Linked DNA regions of Homo sapiens: region 2 is linked to region 1. Evidence: chromatin loops called from intact Hi-C (ENCODE). Cell type or tissue: HCT116. All regions are shown on one strand.

Region 1 (8,000 bases):
AGATGGACATGGTGGCTCATACCTGTAATCCTAGCACTTTGGGAGGCCGAAGTGGGTGGATCATTTGAGGTCAGGAGTTCAAGACCAGCCTGCCCAACTCAGTGAAACGCCGCCTCTACTAAAAATACAAAAATTAGCCAGGCATGGTGGTGGGCACCTGTAGTCCCAGCTACTCAGGAGGCTGAGGCAGAAGAATGGCTTAAACCTGGGAGGCAGAGGTTGCAGTGAGCTGAGATCATACCACTGCACTCCAGCCTGGGTGACCGAGCAAGACTCTGTCACAAATAATAATAATAATAATAAAAAGACTGTGTTCTGCATCACCACCTCAGCTGTGTGGCTTTTGCCTTTTTCCTCGTCTTTCTCAGATCCACCTGGTCACATCCCAATTTCCCCAGGGCATCCGAAGCAGGTCTGAGCAGCCAAGGATAACTACTTAGTCTCCTGCTAGAAAATATCTCAGGTAGGTTGTATAAGGGAAGCTAAGTAAGCTTTCAGTCAACGACTTTCTGTTCAGTCTGCCCACATTGTTCTTTTTAATGTAGCCATTCAAGCTGTGATGCAAAACATAAAAATTGCCCTTATTACTTTGCATATGTTCTAGGATATGGTTGAAACATTTTTAGATTATTATTAATTATCCTTTGAATAATCCAAAACATCTTCAGGCTGGAGTGCAGTGGCGCTATCATAGGTCACTGCAGCCTCAACTTCTTGGGCTCAAGTGATCCTCCTGCCTCAGCCTCCCGAGTAGCTGGGACTACATGTATACACCACCATGCCTGGCTAATCTTTTTTTTTTTTTTTTTTTGAGACGGAGTCTCACTGTGTCTCCCAGGTTGGAGTGCGGTGGCGCGATCTCGGCTCACTGCAAGCTCCGCCTCCCGGGTTCACGCCATTCTCCTGCCTCAGCCTCCCAAGTAGCTGGGACTACAGGCGCCCGCCACTACGCCCGGCTAATTTTTTGTATTTTTAGTAGAAACGGGGTTTCACCGTGTTAGCCAAGATGGTCTCGATCTCCTGACCTCGTGATCCGCCCGTCTCGGCCTCCCAAAGTGCTGGGATTACAGGCGTGAGCCACCGCGCCCGGCCCTGGCTAATCTTTTAATGTTTTTATACAGACAGGGTCTTGCCATGTTGCCCAGGCCAGTCTCAAATTATTGGTCTCAAACAATCCTTCTGCCTCAGCTTCCCAAAGTGTTGCGATTACAGGTGTGAGCCACTGAACTGGCCAAGTATAATTTTCAAAAGGTCTTCTTCAACCTTAGATGTGACTGTATTATCATTTGGGATCAATGTCTTCCTTGGGCAAATATACCTTTGGTTTTATAAGAAAAATCAATGGCAAAATACATTTAGTAAAGAAAAAAAATCATCTAGGACAACTTTTTTTTTTTTTTTTTGAGATGGAGTCACGCTCTGTCACCCAGACTGGAGTATAGCGGTGCAGTCTCGGCTCACTGCAACCTGCACATCCTTGGTTCAAGCAATTCTCCTGCCTCAGCCTCCCAAGTCCCAAGTAGCTGGGATTATAGGCACCCGTCACCACGCCCAGTTAATTTTTGTATTTTTAGTGGAGACAGAGTTTCACCATATTGGCCAGGCTGGTCTGGAACTCCCGACCTCAGGTGATCCACCCACCTCGGCCTCCTAAAGTGCTGGGATTACAGGCGTGAGCCACCACACCTGGCCAGGACAACATTTTTAATAAAAGTGTGTTCCTTAAGGTGGAGGATCCCTTGTTACCCTGTAATCAACTCTCTAATATTTATACTACTAATTTTTGTCTTATAATTTACTTATTTCTCCTAAGTAAAAAATATGATATTCAACAAATATTGATTAAGATATTGACATATTTGGATCCTTTTCTTTCCCTTGAATATCAAAGTGTACCTAGATTCTAGAAAGTCACCATGTTTCACCGAAAATGAAGGCATACTTCAAAGGTCTACCTAGGGTGAAAGTTTTCCTTATTTCCCTAGCTCTGCACTTACAAAACTGCATTTTTCTTCTTTCCCTTCATCTTCACATCTATTCTCACGGAAGAGCCGTCTCTTCTGCAGCACCTGCCTTGGGAACTGCCTCTCAGTTTTCAAAGCTCACCTTCACACAGCCTGGTGTGTTTCAGGTGACAGGACAGATGCTCTGCTTTTAAAGCAGCTTCCTTGCATTAAGGGTCGGTTTTGAGCCAGGCACAGTGGCTCACTCCTGTAATCCCAACACTCTGTGAGACTGAGGTGAGACGACGGCATGAGCCCAGGAGTTCAAGACCAGCCTGGGCAACATAGCAAAACCCCCATCTCTACAAAAAAAATTAAAAATTAGCCAGGAGGGGCTGGGCACGGTGGTTCACGCCTGTAATCTCAGCACTTGGGAGGCTGAGGCGGGCGGATCACGAGGTCAGGAGATCAAGATCATCCTGGCTAACACGGTGAAACCCCATCTCTACTAAAACTACAAAAAAATTAGCCGGGCGTGGCAGCCAGCGCCTGTATCCCAGCTACGCGGGAGGCTGAGGCAGGAGAATGGCCTGAAGCCGGGAGGTGGAGCTTGCAGTGAGCCAAGATCGTGCCACTGCACTCCAGCCTGGGGGACAGAGCGAGACTCCGTCTCAAAAAAAAAAAAAAAATTAGCCAGGAGGCTGGGCGCGGTGGCTCACACCTGTAATCCCAGCACTTTGGGAGGCCACGGCGGGCGGATCACGAGGTCAGGAGATGAGACCATCCTGGCTAACACGGTGAAACCCCGTCTCTACTAAAAATACAAAAAATTAGCCAGGAGTGGTGGTGGGCGCCTGTAATCCCAGCTACTCGGGAGGCTGAGGCAGGAGAATTGCTTGAACCCGGGAGGTGGAGTTTGCAGTGAGCCGAGATCACGCCACCCCACTGCACTCCAGCCTGGGCAACAGAGCAAGACTCCATCTCAAAAATAAGTAAAAAAAAAAAAATAGCCAGGCATGGTGGTGCATGCCTGTGGCCCAGCTACTTGGGAGGCTAAGGTGGGAGAATCACTTGAGTCCAGGAGGTCAAAGCTGCTGTGAGCCGTGATCACACCACTGCACTCCAGCCTGGGCAGCAAAGTGAAACCCTGTCTCAAAAAAAAAAAAAAAAAAAGTGGGTTTTGCTTAAGTTTTCTACCAGCCTTTTCAGCTGTTGGCTAAGAACAATTTATACTATTGGGATTGGTTTCTGTAGGTAGCTGACTTACCTTTGTTTGCTTCATTTCTGCCACAATTTTTCTCAAACTAGAAAATCCAGTCTTCTACTTCTTGAGGCCAGATTCCTATCCCTTGGCTGCAGAGACACCTTCTGGTTGAAGTCCTAAACTACATGATGCGTAACGAATACTCCCTTTTCTTTTCTGCTAAGGAAGGCTTTCTAGTCCTTTCTATTTAAACTGTAGGCCATTGAAAACCACAAACCCGTATAGGAGCCAGAAAGCTGGAATCCGAATGGAAGCTGGCTTCAGGAAGCTAGATTTCTTTATGGCCAAATACAAAGTACAGTGGGGGCCAGGCGCGGTGGCTCACGCCTGTAAACCCAGCACTTTGGGAGGCCGAGGAGAGCTGATCACAAGGTCCGGAGTTTGAGATCAGCCTGACCAACATGGTGAAACCCGTCTGTACTAAAAATATAAAAATTAGCCAGGCGGGGTGGCACACGCCTGTAATCCCAGCTACTCAGGAGGCTGAGGCAGGAGAATAGCTTGAACCCGGGAGGCAGAGGCTGCAGTGAGCCGAGATGGCACCACTGCACTCCAGCCTGGGCGAAAGAGTGAGACTCCGCCTCAAAAAAAAAAAAAAAAGAAAGTACAGTGGGGTAGGCTTACAATTGTGTTTTAGGCTTAAGTAGCAGTCCATGCTGTGTGTGTTTGTGTGTGTATGTTTTGAGACGGAATCTGGCTCTATCACCCAGGCTGGAGTGCAGTGACATGATCTCAGTTCACTGCACCCTCCACCTCCGGAGTTCAAGTGATTCTCCTGCCTCAGCCTCCCAAGTAGCTGGGATCACAGGTGTGCACCACCACACCCAGCTAATTTTTGTATTTTTAGTAGAGACAGGTGTGGTTTTCACCATGTTAGTCAGGCTGGTCTCAAACTCCTGACCTCAAATGATCCACCCGCCTTGGCCTCCCAAAGTGCTAGGATTACAGGCTAGAGCCACCACGCCTGCCTTTTTTTTTTTTTTTTTTTGAGACGGAGTCTTGCTCTGTTGCCCAGGCTGGAGTGCAGTGGTGCAATCATAACTCCCTGAAGCCTCCAACTCCTAGGCTCAAGCTATCTTCCCACCTCAGCCTCCTGAGTAGCTGGGACTGTAGGCATATACCACCACACTTGTCTTAAAAAAAAATTTGTCTTTTGGTTGGGTGTGGTGGCTCACATTTGTAATCCCAGCACTTCGGGAGGCTGAGGCAGGTGGATCACCTGAGGTCAGGAATTCAAGACCAGCCTGGCCAACATGGTGAAACCCCATCTCTAGTAAAAATACAAAAAATTAGCCAGGCGTGGTGATGCGTGCCTGTAATTCCAGCTACTGGAGAGGCTGAGGCAGGAGAATTGCTTGAACCGGGGAGGTGGAGGTTGCAGTGAGCCGAGATTGCACCATTGCACTCCAGCCTGGGCAACAAGAGGGAAACTCTGCTTAAGAAAAAAAACTAAGGATGAAGTTATTTCCATTTATTTTTATTTAAAAAATAATTTCATTCACTTGGCACATTTAAGAGCCAGGTCTGTTATCTTCTCTGGAAAATCACTCCTACCTAATGAGGTCGTTAGGAGAATTAACTTATAAATATGTAAAGGGACCTAGATTAGAGCCTCGTACATCCTCCCTCTAAATTCCAAAAGTAGGTAAACAATAACATACTGGTTTCCAAATCACTTTCAAAAGATTAGGAATGATTGAGAATAGAATTAGGGCTGTGAAAATGGATTAACTTCAGAGTTAAAAGAAAGTTGTGGTTTAAATGTTTCGATTTGGTTTACTAAACATGCATAGTTCAATCTGTGGAATGTGGATATATTTGTGTTTGTGATGCAACTCTGCATGTCCAATGAAAACATTCTTACTCTCAAATTTCATAACGTAGTTGTTATCCCCACTTTATAGATGGTCAACTTACTTTATCTATCTGATGATTGGCTCCTACAGCCAGTAAGTGGTGAAGCTGAGATGTAATTCCAAGGCTGCTGATCTCCAAAGCCAGTTGTCTTTCCAAATATTAGAATATACTAGTGTCTGTGGTCTGTTAAAAAAAATGATGACAGTGCCTTTTTAAATAAAATTTAAAGCATGTACATGAAAAATACTAAAACACTTATATAATTGCTATGTAACAATCTGCTTAACAAATTGTGTGCACTCCCAAACTTTCTGCATAATGCAAGTGCTTTGTGAGAAGTCTATATGAGCTCTGTGGGAAAGATCCAATCCTGGTGGCATTTTTTCCCCTAAAATTTATTTAATATAATATATGTAAAAAACAACAAATTATATGTATACCATTTGTAGGTATTGTGCAATAATCTGCTTTTACACAGTGAAACACTCAGCCGGGTTTGGTGGCTCACACCTGAAATTCCAGCACTTTGGGAGGTCAAGACAGATGGATCACCTGAGGTCAGGAGTTCAAGACCAGCTTGGTCAACGTGGTGAAATCCCACCTCTACTAAAAGTACAAAAATTATCCAGGGATGATGGCAGGCACCTATAATCCCAACTACTCGGGAGGCTGAGGCAGGAGAATCGCTTGAACCTGGGAGACAGAAGTTGCAGTAAGCAAAGATCGCGCCATTGCACTCCAGCCTGGGCGATAAGAGCGAAACTCTGCTTCAAAAAAAAAGAAATGAAACACTCATATATGACTTTTAATTGTTTTCCAAAATAAAACTAAAATGTTCTAAATTTATTATTTTATTTATGTTTTGAGACAGTGTCACTCTGTCATCCAGGTTGGAGTGCAGTGGCACAATCTCAGCTCACTGCAACCTCTGCCTCTGAGTTCAAGTGATTCTAGCGTCTCAGCCTCCTGAGTAGCTGGGATTACAGGCATGTGCCACCATGCCTGCCTAATTGTTTTGTAGTATTTTTAGCAGATAGAGTTTTGCCATGTTGGTGGGGCTGGCCTTAAACTCCAGAACTAAAGTGATCCGCCCACCTTGGCCTTCCAAAGTGCTGGGATTACAGGCATGAGCCACCACGCCTGGCCCCATTTAGTTTTTAAGTTAAAAATAAGGGCAGGAGCCGGGAGAGTAGTGCCAACTATAGTCCCAGCTACTTGGCAGGCTGACACAGGAGGATTGCTTGAGCTCAGGAGATCAGCGCTGCAGTACGCTATGATCACACCTCTTAATAGCCACTGTGCTGTGCTTTAGCCTGGATAACAGAGCTAGACACCATCTTTTTTTTTTTTTTTTTGAGATGGAGTCTTGCTCTGCCAGGCAGGCTCGCGTGCAAGGGCACAATCTTGGCTCACTGCAACCTTCACCTCTTGAGTTCAAGTGATTCTCCCACCTCAGCCTCCTGCATAGCTGAGGCTACAAGGTGTGCACCACCACGCCTGGGTAATTTTTCGTGTTTTAGTAGACATGGGGTTTCACCATATTGCCCAGGCTGATCTGGAATTACTGAGCTCAGGCAAACCTCCAACCTCGGCCTCCCAAAATGCTAAGATTACAGGAGTAAGCCACTTTGCCTACTCAGAGACACCATCTCTTAAAAAAAAAAATGAGTGGGCAGGACATGATGACGAAGGGTAATAATGTGTTCGGAATTGGTGGATTCTTGGTCTCACTGACTTCAAGAATGAAGCCGCAGACCCTCGCGGTGAGTGTCACAGTTCTTAAAGGCGGCGTGTCCAGAGTTTCTTCCTTCTGGTGGGTTGACGGTCTCGCTGGCTTCAGGAGTGAAGCTGCAGGCCTTTGCCATGAGTGTTACAGCTCTTAAGGCAGCACGCCTGGACTTATTCGTTCCTCCCGGTGGATTCCTGGTCTCGCTGGCTTCAGGAGTGAAGCTGCAGACCTTCGCAGTGAGCGTTACAGCTCATAAAGCCAGCATGCACCCAAAAAGTGATCAGCAACAAGATTTACTACAGAGAGTGAAAAAACAAAACCTCCACAGCAAGGAAGACTACCCAAACGGATTGCCACTGCCTATTCCGGCAGCCTGCTTTTATTCTCTTATCTGCCCCACCGCACCCCCCCTACCCTGATTGGTCCATTTTACAGAGAGCCGATTGGTCTGTTTTACAGAGAGCTGATTGGTCCGTTTTGACAGGTGCCGATTTGTGTATTCACAATCCCTTAGCTAGACATAAAGGTTCTCCAAGTCCCCACCAGATCAGCTAGACACAGAGTGCAGATTGGTGCATTTACAAACCTTGAGCTAGACACAGGGTGCTGATTGGTGCACTTACAAACCTTGAGCTAAATACAGAGTCCCGATTGGTGTATTTACAATCCCTTGGCTAGACATAAAGGTTCTCCAAGTCCCCAATAGACGCAGGAACCCAGCTGGCTTCACCTAGTGGATACTCCACTGCATCCGCAGGGGGAGCTGCCCACCAGTCCTGCGCCCTGTGCCCCCACTCCTCAGCCCTTGGGCGGTCCATGGGACCAGGCGCTGCGGAGCAGGGGGCGGCACTCGTCGGGGGAGGCTGGGGCTGCCCAGGAGCACACGGCGGCGACGGGGAGGCTCAGGCATCGCAGACTGCAGCTGCAGCTGCAGACCGAGCCTTGCCCCACAGGGAGGCAGCTGAGGCCCGGGGAGAATTGAAGTGCAGCGCCGGCGGGCCGGCACTGCTGGGGGACCTGGCGCACCCTCCTCCGCTGCTGGCCCGAGTGCTAAGCCCCTCACTGCCCGGGGCGGGAGGCGCCGGCCGGCTGCTCTGAGTGCGGGCCCACCAAGCCCACGCCCACCAGAACTCAAGCTGGCCCACAAGTACGGCAGGCAGCCCCGGTTCCCGCTAGTACCTCTCCATCCACACCTCCCTGCAAGCTG
Region 2 (8,000 bases), 120 kb after region 1:
CCCAATGGCCCCAGAGAGATCTCCCGACTCAGCCACTGGAGAAATTTGATACCACCTGGCTCCAGCCCAGCTCCTGCCTAGAGCCTCCTATGCCCACACTATATGGTTGCGGGCAACAGGGACAGGCAGGGAGCTCTAGGAAGATGGTCTAGAGGCCTGCCTTAAACCTGCTGGGATGGCGCTAAGCCCAGCTGGGTGTAGGCGATCGTCTTCAAATTCTTTAAATGGGTTCCACAGGTTAGAGAAGCTCCATGACCCTGCTCGAATTTCATTTGCTATGGCTCCAATTATAGCTCCAGAGAAAGAGCTCTCTCTGGTGTTGACATGAGACATTCCCCCACTCCTCTTCCCACTCATCCCATAAAAACGACAACCAGACTAGCTTTCCTCCTGAAGATGCACATGACCAGAACTCACAGTATTTACCTAAGAGCTGAAGGGCAATGGAATTAGGAGTTTTTTTTAAGTCCACAGAAATTAGCAAAAGCCCAAATTTTACCAAAGGAAGACACTGCAAAGAAGTTGTTTGTGCATTTCCTTGAGTGTGAAAAAGTTGTTTAATCCATGTGACACTTAGTTTCTTTTTTTTTTTTGAGAAGGAGTCTTGTTCTGTCACCCAGGCTGGAGTACAGTGGTGCAATCTTGGCTCACTGTAACCTCCGCCTCCTTGTTTCAAGCGATTCTCCTGCCTCAGCCTCCCAAGTAGCTGGGATTACAGATGCCCGCCACCACACCAGGCTAATTTTTGTATTTTTAGTAGAGACAGGGTTTCACCATGTTGGCCAGGCTGGTCTTGAACTCCTGACCTCAAGTGATCCATCCGCCTTGGCCTCCCAAAGTGCTGGGATTACAGGAGTGAGCCACCATGTTTGGCCCCATGTGACACTTAGTTTCTAAAAATATGTATATTCGTCCTAAATCCAAATTTCTAAGATAAAAGCATTCCCAAGATGTATTCAGAGTCCCCGAGTCTACTACTCCAAGGGTGGCATGCCTTAAGACATCCAGCTCTGTGGGGGAAGAGGAGCCTGAGTGTTGGGGCGGGGAAGCAGGGAACAGTGAGAAGCGCTGTGATGTCTGAGACGTGAAGTCTTGTGGGAAAGGGGCAGGCCGTGGAGGGCCCGGGAGGCACTCACAATGCTCCGAAGCATCTTGTCCCCACCACTGAAGGTGACTGCCAGCATGGAGGCACATTCTTCTGCATAGAAAGGCATGCGTCCCTCCTCATCCACAGCTCCTAGGGACAGAGGAGGGAGATTAGAGCTGAGATGCAGAGGGGGTCCTGTGGCAGGGGCTTGCTAATGTCAGTTATCTTGGAGTTACCATCCTGGGGGGCTGTCCTGAGTTTGAAACATGATCTGAGCGGCCCACGTCCCTCAGAGCAGTCCTGATCCTCTTCTGAACAGGCAGTCTCAAGTGGCAGAGGGCATTCTGTGCCGCAATACCATTCTTTCAGTAGGCTCTGGGGTACAACTGGCAGCCTTCTACCTTCATACCCACTTATTCATTCACATGCTTACTGTTTTCAACATTCATTACCCATCTACTGTGGGTCACACCCGTGCCAGGCATCAGGGCCATATGGAAAAGGCCGCAGTCCTAGTCTCGAGGAGCCTAGAGTCAGGTAGAAGTCAGGTAAGTAAATAAACACATGCTAACTGGGAGCACAGGCAAAGGGCACTTAATTTAGGCCTGTGGGGAGTCAGGGGAGGCTTCCAGCAGGCAGAAGGTGGCCCACAGAAAGACAGGCCAGAGCAGAGGCCTAACCAGCTGTGGTGGGGTGGAGGCAGCTCGGTGATCTCCAGATGATGGCTTGAAGGTGTTCCCAGGGTATGCTGACATCTAAGAAGTCCCAAGGTCCTCTGCAAGCAGGGCTAGTCCTATCTGAGCCCAAAGAGATTATTGTGCTCACACATTTAGACACACACAGAAGCTAGGACAAGACGTGTGATGCCCTAACCCTTCGGTGACACACACACAGGAGCACAGAAACATTGGGTGACTACCTATGGTGACGGTGTAGATGGAGTTGGCGTAGCCATCGTAGTTGCAGTTGTCGTTGTGTTGGCCTCCGTTGCCACTGGCTACCACAAAGATGCTCCCAAAGCCCTGGCGACCAGCAATCACCCCATGTTGTAAGGCAGCCTGAGGAGCCAAAACATCAGGGTGTCAGTTGAGGAACCCACAGAAAGACCTCCGCCTACCACATCAGTCACCCTCTCCACCCCTTCTAGAAACAAAGGGAAAAAAGTTCAAAGGGCACTGGGCATGGGGGAAAGATTGGAAGATGGACCCCGCATGTGAGGGAGCTGTGAGTTGACCCAGGATGTGGGGCAGCTGTGAGTTGAATGATGACTGATGGACACCCTCTGCTTATCAGAGGACAGGGTGGGGCCAGGCATGGGAGCTGAGGATAAGATGAAAGGGAAACAATCTCAAAGCACTGTTCCATTTCCCTCTCTAGGAACAAACGTCCCCTAGGCTTCCTGCCCCGACGTTAGGTGTTCTCTTCCTGAAAGGAGACTGAGCGTGGAGGTGGAGTGGGAAGATGGGTCAACTTGCAGCAGTTCTCCCGGGACTGTATGAAGAGGGCATCCCGTTTCTCAGAGTCTTTGTGCAGGCCAGTTACCTTTCCAAGCTGATGGGGGCCATCCACTGTCTTCCCATCGTCATCTGGTCCCCAGCTGTTGAGAAATAAATACCTAGAGGGGACAGCCAGAGCCAGGCTGCGGCTACCCACCCAGCGCCTCCCAGTCTCAGCTGGCTGCCCTTTGACCTGCAGCTCTTAACTCCTCCCAAGGGTTCCACTTAAAGGCTTCCGTGATTAAAAGGCACAGGGTTCAAAGGTCCATCCCCTCTCCAAAGTGGAAAACAGAAGTGTGCTAAGGCTCTTCTTTTCCTTGTGAATGTCCCCATAGCCCATAGTGGCAGAGAGGGACAGAGGTCACTCATCTCCTGATCTAGGGATCAGAGACATGTAGACCTTTTTTTTTTTTTTTTTTTCTCCTGAAACGGCGTCTTCCTCTGTTGCCCAGGCTGAAGTGCAATGGCGCGATTTTGGCTCACTGCCACCTCCACCTCCCAGGTTCAAGCGATTCTCCTGCCTCAGCCTCTGGAGTAGCTGGGATTACAGGTGCCCACCACCAAGCCTGGCTAATTTTTGTATTTTTAGTAGAGATGGGGTTTCACCATGTTGGTCAGGCAGGTCTTGAACTCCTGACCTCAAGCAATCCACATGCCTCAGCCTCCCAAAGTGCTGGGATTACAGGCGTGAGCCACCGCACCTGGCCCAACTCGTAGGGTAGAAGGCAGAGCGCCCATGAACTTCTGTGGAAGCTCTTGGTTCTCAGGTTGAGGAGTTCTCTATTCTGTCTCTATCGGGAAGTGTACCCTGTGGATGATGTCATGGATTTAAGGGAGGTATGTCGGGGGAGGAACAGGTGCCATCAATGCCATGTGGGCCCCCAACCCCATTTCCTTCTTGTCCAGTCCAGCACAGCCATGCCCTGAAGGTGCAGTGCATTGGCGTGGGGTGGGGGATTGGTGTTGGGCATTCAGCTGGCCTGTGGATGGAGAAGAAAGCCCGCTTTCTTGCAGAGGCCTTAGGAGTTTAGAAAACAAATAAATGTGCACAGGCCAGGGCTTCTCATGTGGCAATCTGATTACGGGGGTGACGGGGGCTTAAGGTTGAGTGCCCAGTGGCTGGGAATCTAGAGAAATGAAGGCAATGGACTTATTAGCTGAACCCAATGAGGAGACCCCTGCTCCGGCCTAAGTCAGCCCACTGGTTGGGATTTTGTTGGCGGATTTGTCCCAGGTGCTCCAGGCTCTTGCCCTCTCATCTGCAGCTCTGCCTCACCTGCAGCTGTAGATGTCATTGATCTGATAGTGCTTGTTGAACGCCACTGCCTCCATGCTGTCTGTGAGAGGTCCATCCAGTACCCGGATACCTAGGCAATGAAGGCCACAGCAGCTCCTCACTAATGCTGGTCTCCTAGCCGGGGAACTGGGAGGTGGGGAGCCATATGTGGGAGACTTATTTTTCCCTACATGCTCTTTGTACATTTTGCTTTTTTTTTTTTTTGAGATAAAGTCTTACTTGTCACCCAGACTGGAGTGCAGTGGCATGATCTCGGCTCACTGCAGCCTCCACCTCCTGGGTTCAAGCGATTGTCTTGCCTCAGCCTCGAAGTAGCTGGGACTACAGGCGCATGCCACCACACCCGGCTAATTTTTGTATTTTTAGTAGAGATGGGGTTTCACCATATTGGTCAGGCTGGTCTCGAACTCCTGACCTCAAGTGATCTGCCTGCCTTGGCCTCCCAAAGTGCTGGGATTACAGGTGTGATCCCCATAGCCCCCACGCCCAGCCCATTTTGCATTTTTACACCATGTATACGTATTACTTGTCCCCCCACCAAAAAAATATATATATAGAGAGAGACAAAGTCTGGCTCTGTCGCCCAGGCTGCAGTGCTGTGGCACTTTCAGAGAAGGGACTTGGACAGGGTTTCTGGCTCCTCCGGTCTCATTTATGGAGAGCTACTGCCCTCTGCTGGAGTATAAGAGGAATAGTCTGTTCAGTCTGTAGGTTCCCAAGCACATAAGGAGTTATGGTGAGGGCTTCCCCATTCATTCCCTTCACCTTTTGCCTTGATGGACAGACGTTGAGTGTGAAAGAACCACAGAACCACCTCCAGGGAGGAATAGGGCTGCTCAGCTCCCCCAAAAGGATGGAGAGCAGCCCGTGACCATCAGTGGGACTGGGAGCTGGGGAGCTGGGGAGCTGGGAAATGCAAAGGCTGCCACCATAGACGTATCGGATCATAGAGGAAAAACCGACAAGAAGGCACTTTGTAATTTATGGAACTATAAATAGAAAAACATGTTTGAAACACCACTGCACTGAAAAATCAATGAGCTGATATGTCCTACAGACACCTATTATAAACTCACCCTTGCTCTATGCTATGTGTGTCAGCTGGGCTATGGGATAAAGATGTTTCAGAGTAGGGAGGGGTGCAGGAAATGAAGACTGTGGTCACAGGAGCAGCCTACCAAGGCTAGGCTGGAGGCACAAGTTACCTGCGATGCGGCTCCCGTAGGCCACGCCCACGGCACAGAAGCTGTTGTTGGGCACAGCCGCGATCTCTCCTGCACATCGCGTGCCATGGTGGTTGCCATTCTCCACATCCGGGTGGGGCATGGGGTCAGGGTCATTAGAGTTGAGGTCATAGCTACCCTCAGGGCTCTGAAATATTTTGGAGGTGACATGTGGTCATTCACTGGTTAGAGGGGATCAGGTCCTGGGGTTCAGGGACAGAAAGGAAATGGGAGTTTGGGAATCGAAGCTAGGGCGATAAGCTCATTTCTCATCGTTTCTGTTTTTGAGATGGAGTCTCACTCTGTTGCCCAGGCTGGAGTGCAGTGCCACAATCTCAGCTCACTGCAACAACTGCCTCCCAGGTTCAAGCGATTCTTCTGCCTCAGCCTCCCGAGTGGCTGGGACTATAGGTGAGCGCCACCACACTTGGCTAATTTTTGTATTTTTAGTAGAGACGGGGTTTCACCATCTTGGCCAGGCTGGTCTCAAACTCCTGACCTCCTGATCCGCCCGCCTTGGCTTCCCAAAGTGCTGGGATTACAGGCGTGAGCCACCGCGCCCGGACCCAATAAGCCCATTTCTATCTGCAAACCACACTGGCTAAAAGATATGAGCAAAGGACACTGGGGCAAAACTGAGAAGTGCCACAGCTCCCAGCAAACTTCTCTTGCCCATTATGCGAATGTGCCTACAGCTCCACGGCTTGGGAAACCTGGAAAAAAGGCAGGTAGGGCTCCCTAGAGGCCACGCTTTAGAGAGAGGAAGGCACTCGGATTTCCAACAAGAGGGAAGTTGCCTGCAGGGGCCACTCCTTACTCCTCAGAAAAGGACTAGAACTGAGAGCAGGATTGTTCTTAGAGTTAGAGCCACCTGCTGTGCCTTGACTGGCTAGCTAGGGAAAAGAAGAGGATGAACCCCATCCCACCTCCCAGGCTCTTTTATTTGGCCCAAAGACCTCTAGAAAAGGGGACAAGACTGAGGCAACATCAAGAAGGAGGTAAGACGTGGGGAGTGAGGGGTGTCGTTCCAGGGCCACTCACATAGTTGGGTGCAATGTCCTGGATGGTGTGTTCCACTCCGTCATCCACTACCACCACCGTCACCCCTCGCCCAGTCACATTGCGTTCCCACACACCCGTCACGTTGATGTCCCTGCCCGGGCTCCGTCGGTTATTCTGTAAGAGAGACAGGATGGGAATACAGTGACACATAGCACAGCCCAGAGGGAGATGAAGTTATAGCTAGCAGCCCCTTTTCACCCTTGGCCTCCACCAAAGAGCCAGACAGATTGCAGACCAATAGGTCAGGTGGGAACAGAGTCAAGGAGGAGCAGGTGAGAGCTCTGCCACAGCCTTGGATTCTAGGAAAGTTTGTCATCAGTCATGGGGGATTCGGGATAAAATGGTAGCTAGGGTGAAGGGTTGGATGATACACTTCTTTTTTTTTTTTTTTTTTTGAGACGGAGTCTTGCTCTGTCACCCAGGCTGGAGTGTGGAGTGCAGTGGCAGGATCTCGGCTCACTGCAAGCTCCGCCTCCCGGATTCACGCCATTCTCCTGCCTCAGGCTTCCGAGTAGCTGCGACTACAGGCGCCTGCCACCACGCCTGGCTAATTTTTTGTATTTTTAGTAGAGACAGGGTTTCACTGTGTTAGCCAGGATGGTCTTGATCTCCTGACCTCGTGATCTGCCCATCTCGGCCTCCCAAAGTGCTGGGATTACAGGCGTGAGCCACCGCACCGGGCCAGATGATACACCTCTTATGCCAATGGTAGTATCGTATCACTTATGTCATAGTGTTTACCATGTGTCAGGCATGGTTCTAAGTGCTACACATGTATACATTCACTTACCCTAACCATAACTCTATGAGGTAGGCACTATTACAATCTCCACTTTACAGATGGAGAAGCTGAGGCACAGAGTTTAAGCAGCTTGCCCAAATGCACATGCTAGTAAGTGGCAGAGCTGGACCATGAGCCCAGGCAGCCTGGCTGCACCATCTGTGCCCTGAGCACTGTAGAACACCGGCCTCTAGAAGACAGTAGAAGGGAGGGAGAGCCTAGGGAAACACCACAGAACCGGGAAATGGTCCCTCAGGCAAAGGATGGAGGTGACTGAAGAGTGATATAGTCAAAAGCCCATTAAAGAACTGGACTGGAACCTACCCACCTGAAACTGCAAACTGCAGGACTGGACTCACCAGGTGCCATTGCTGCGGGTACTTGGGGTCGTTGAAGTGGACGCTGCGCTTGGCCCGCCTTAGCAGCCTCTGCTCTGAGTGCCAGCGCACAGCTTCATGCCCAGCCAACACAGCCTCCACCTGCTGCCGGATGGCCTCCACCTCCAGGGCCGGCCTGTGCCCAGCAGGCTGGACAAAGAGGTAGTGCCCCTGAAGCTCTCCGATGCGTCCAGCATTCACCAGCCCTGCTGCCTGGGCCAAGGCATCCGCCTGCTGCTCCAGAGTCTCTTCCTCCCCGTCACCTTCCAGGCTTTCCAGGTGCACAGCCCAGCTCGGCCCCCCTGTGCCCTGGCCATCAGGCCCACCTGTCCCTGCCAGGCCCATGACCCAGGGAACCAGTAAGAAGAGCCCGGCTAATTCCAGCCAGAGGCAGGTGGGCAGGCCCAGGGGGGCATCCAAGTGTGGCACTTTCTGCCTCCCCTTCGGCATCAGAGCAGTGGACTGCAGACAAAGAAAAAGGATATGGAAGAGATCAAAGAGCTGGTAACTGCAGGAATCTGAGAGGGAGATGCTGAGCCATCCATGTGTTCCCCCTGGAAGTCCCTAAGCCATGCCTTTTAAATTGTGAAACATTTGATCTTCTCTTTTTGTTCACATTTATCCCTGACCAACAGGGATAAGCCCCCAGGTGGAGTGTGGGCCAGCACTAACACCAG

The links. Peaks named below come from ENCODE experiments on the same cell type or tissue, not always from the same donor. Only the 100,000 strongest peaks of a DNase experiment are listed, where the experiment ranks them.
Region 2: it touches region 1 in a loop (8-fold over the local background); 55 of 110 quality-filtered maps call a loop at or near these places.

The regions. Positions count from the first base shown.
Region 1 is chr11:117,102,856-117,110,855 of GRCh38, forward strand. No RefSeq gene overlaps it. Among named protein-coding and RNA genes, the nearest start is that of SIK3, 8.4 kb to the left of the region's middle. RefSeq lists a silencer at 6,323-6,557. In HCT116, a CTCF peak has its summit at 3,314 (motif pointing left); a DNase peak (open chromatin) is centred at 3,346.
Region 2 is chr11:117,222,072-117,230,071 of GRCh38, forward strand. It overlaps PCSK7 (proprotein convertase subtilisin/kexin type 7), which reads right to left. Exons shown (of 17, transcript NM_004716.4): 3 at 7,306-7,785; 4 at 6,145-6,279; 5 at 5,086-5,251; 6 at 3,860-3,950; 7 at 2,630-2,684; 8 at 2,007-2,145; 9 at 1,137-1,237. The coding sequence starts at 7,773. Among named protein-coding and RNA genes, the nearest start is that of PCSK7, 6.0 kb to the right of the region's middle. In HCT116, a CTCF peak has its summit at 4,572 (motif pointing left); a DNase peak (open chromatin) is centred at 4,530; H3K4me3 peaks cover 300 bases; H3K27ac peaks cover 678 bases.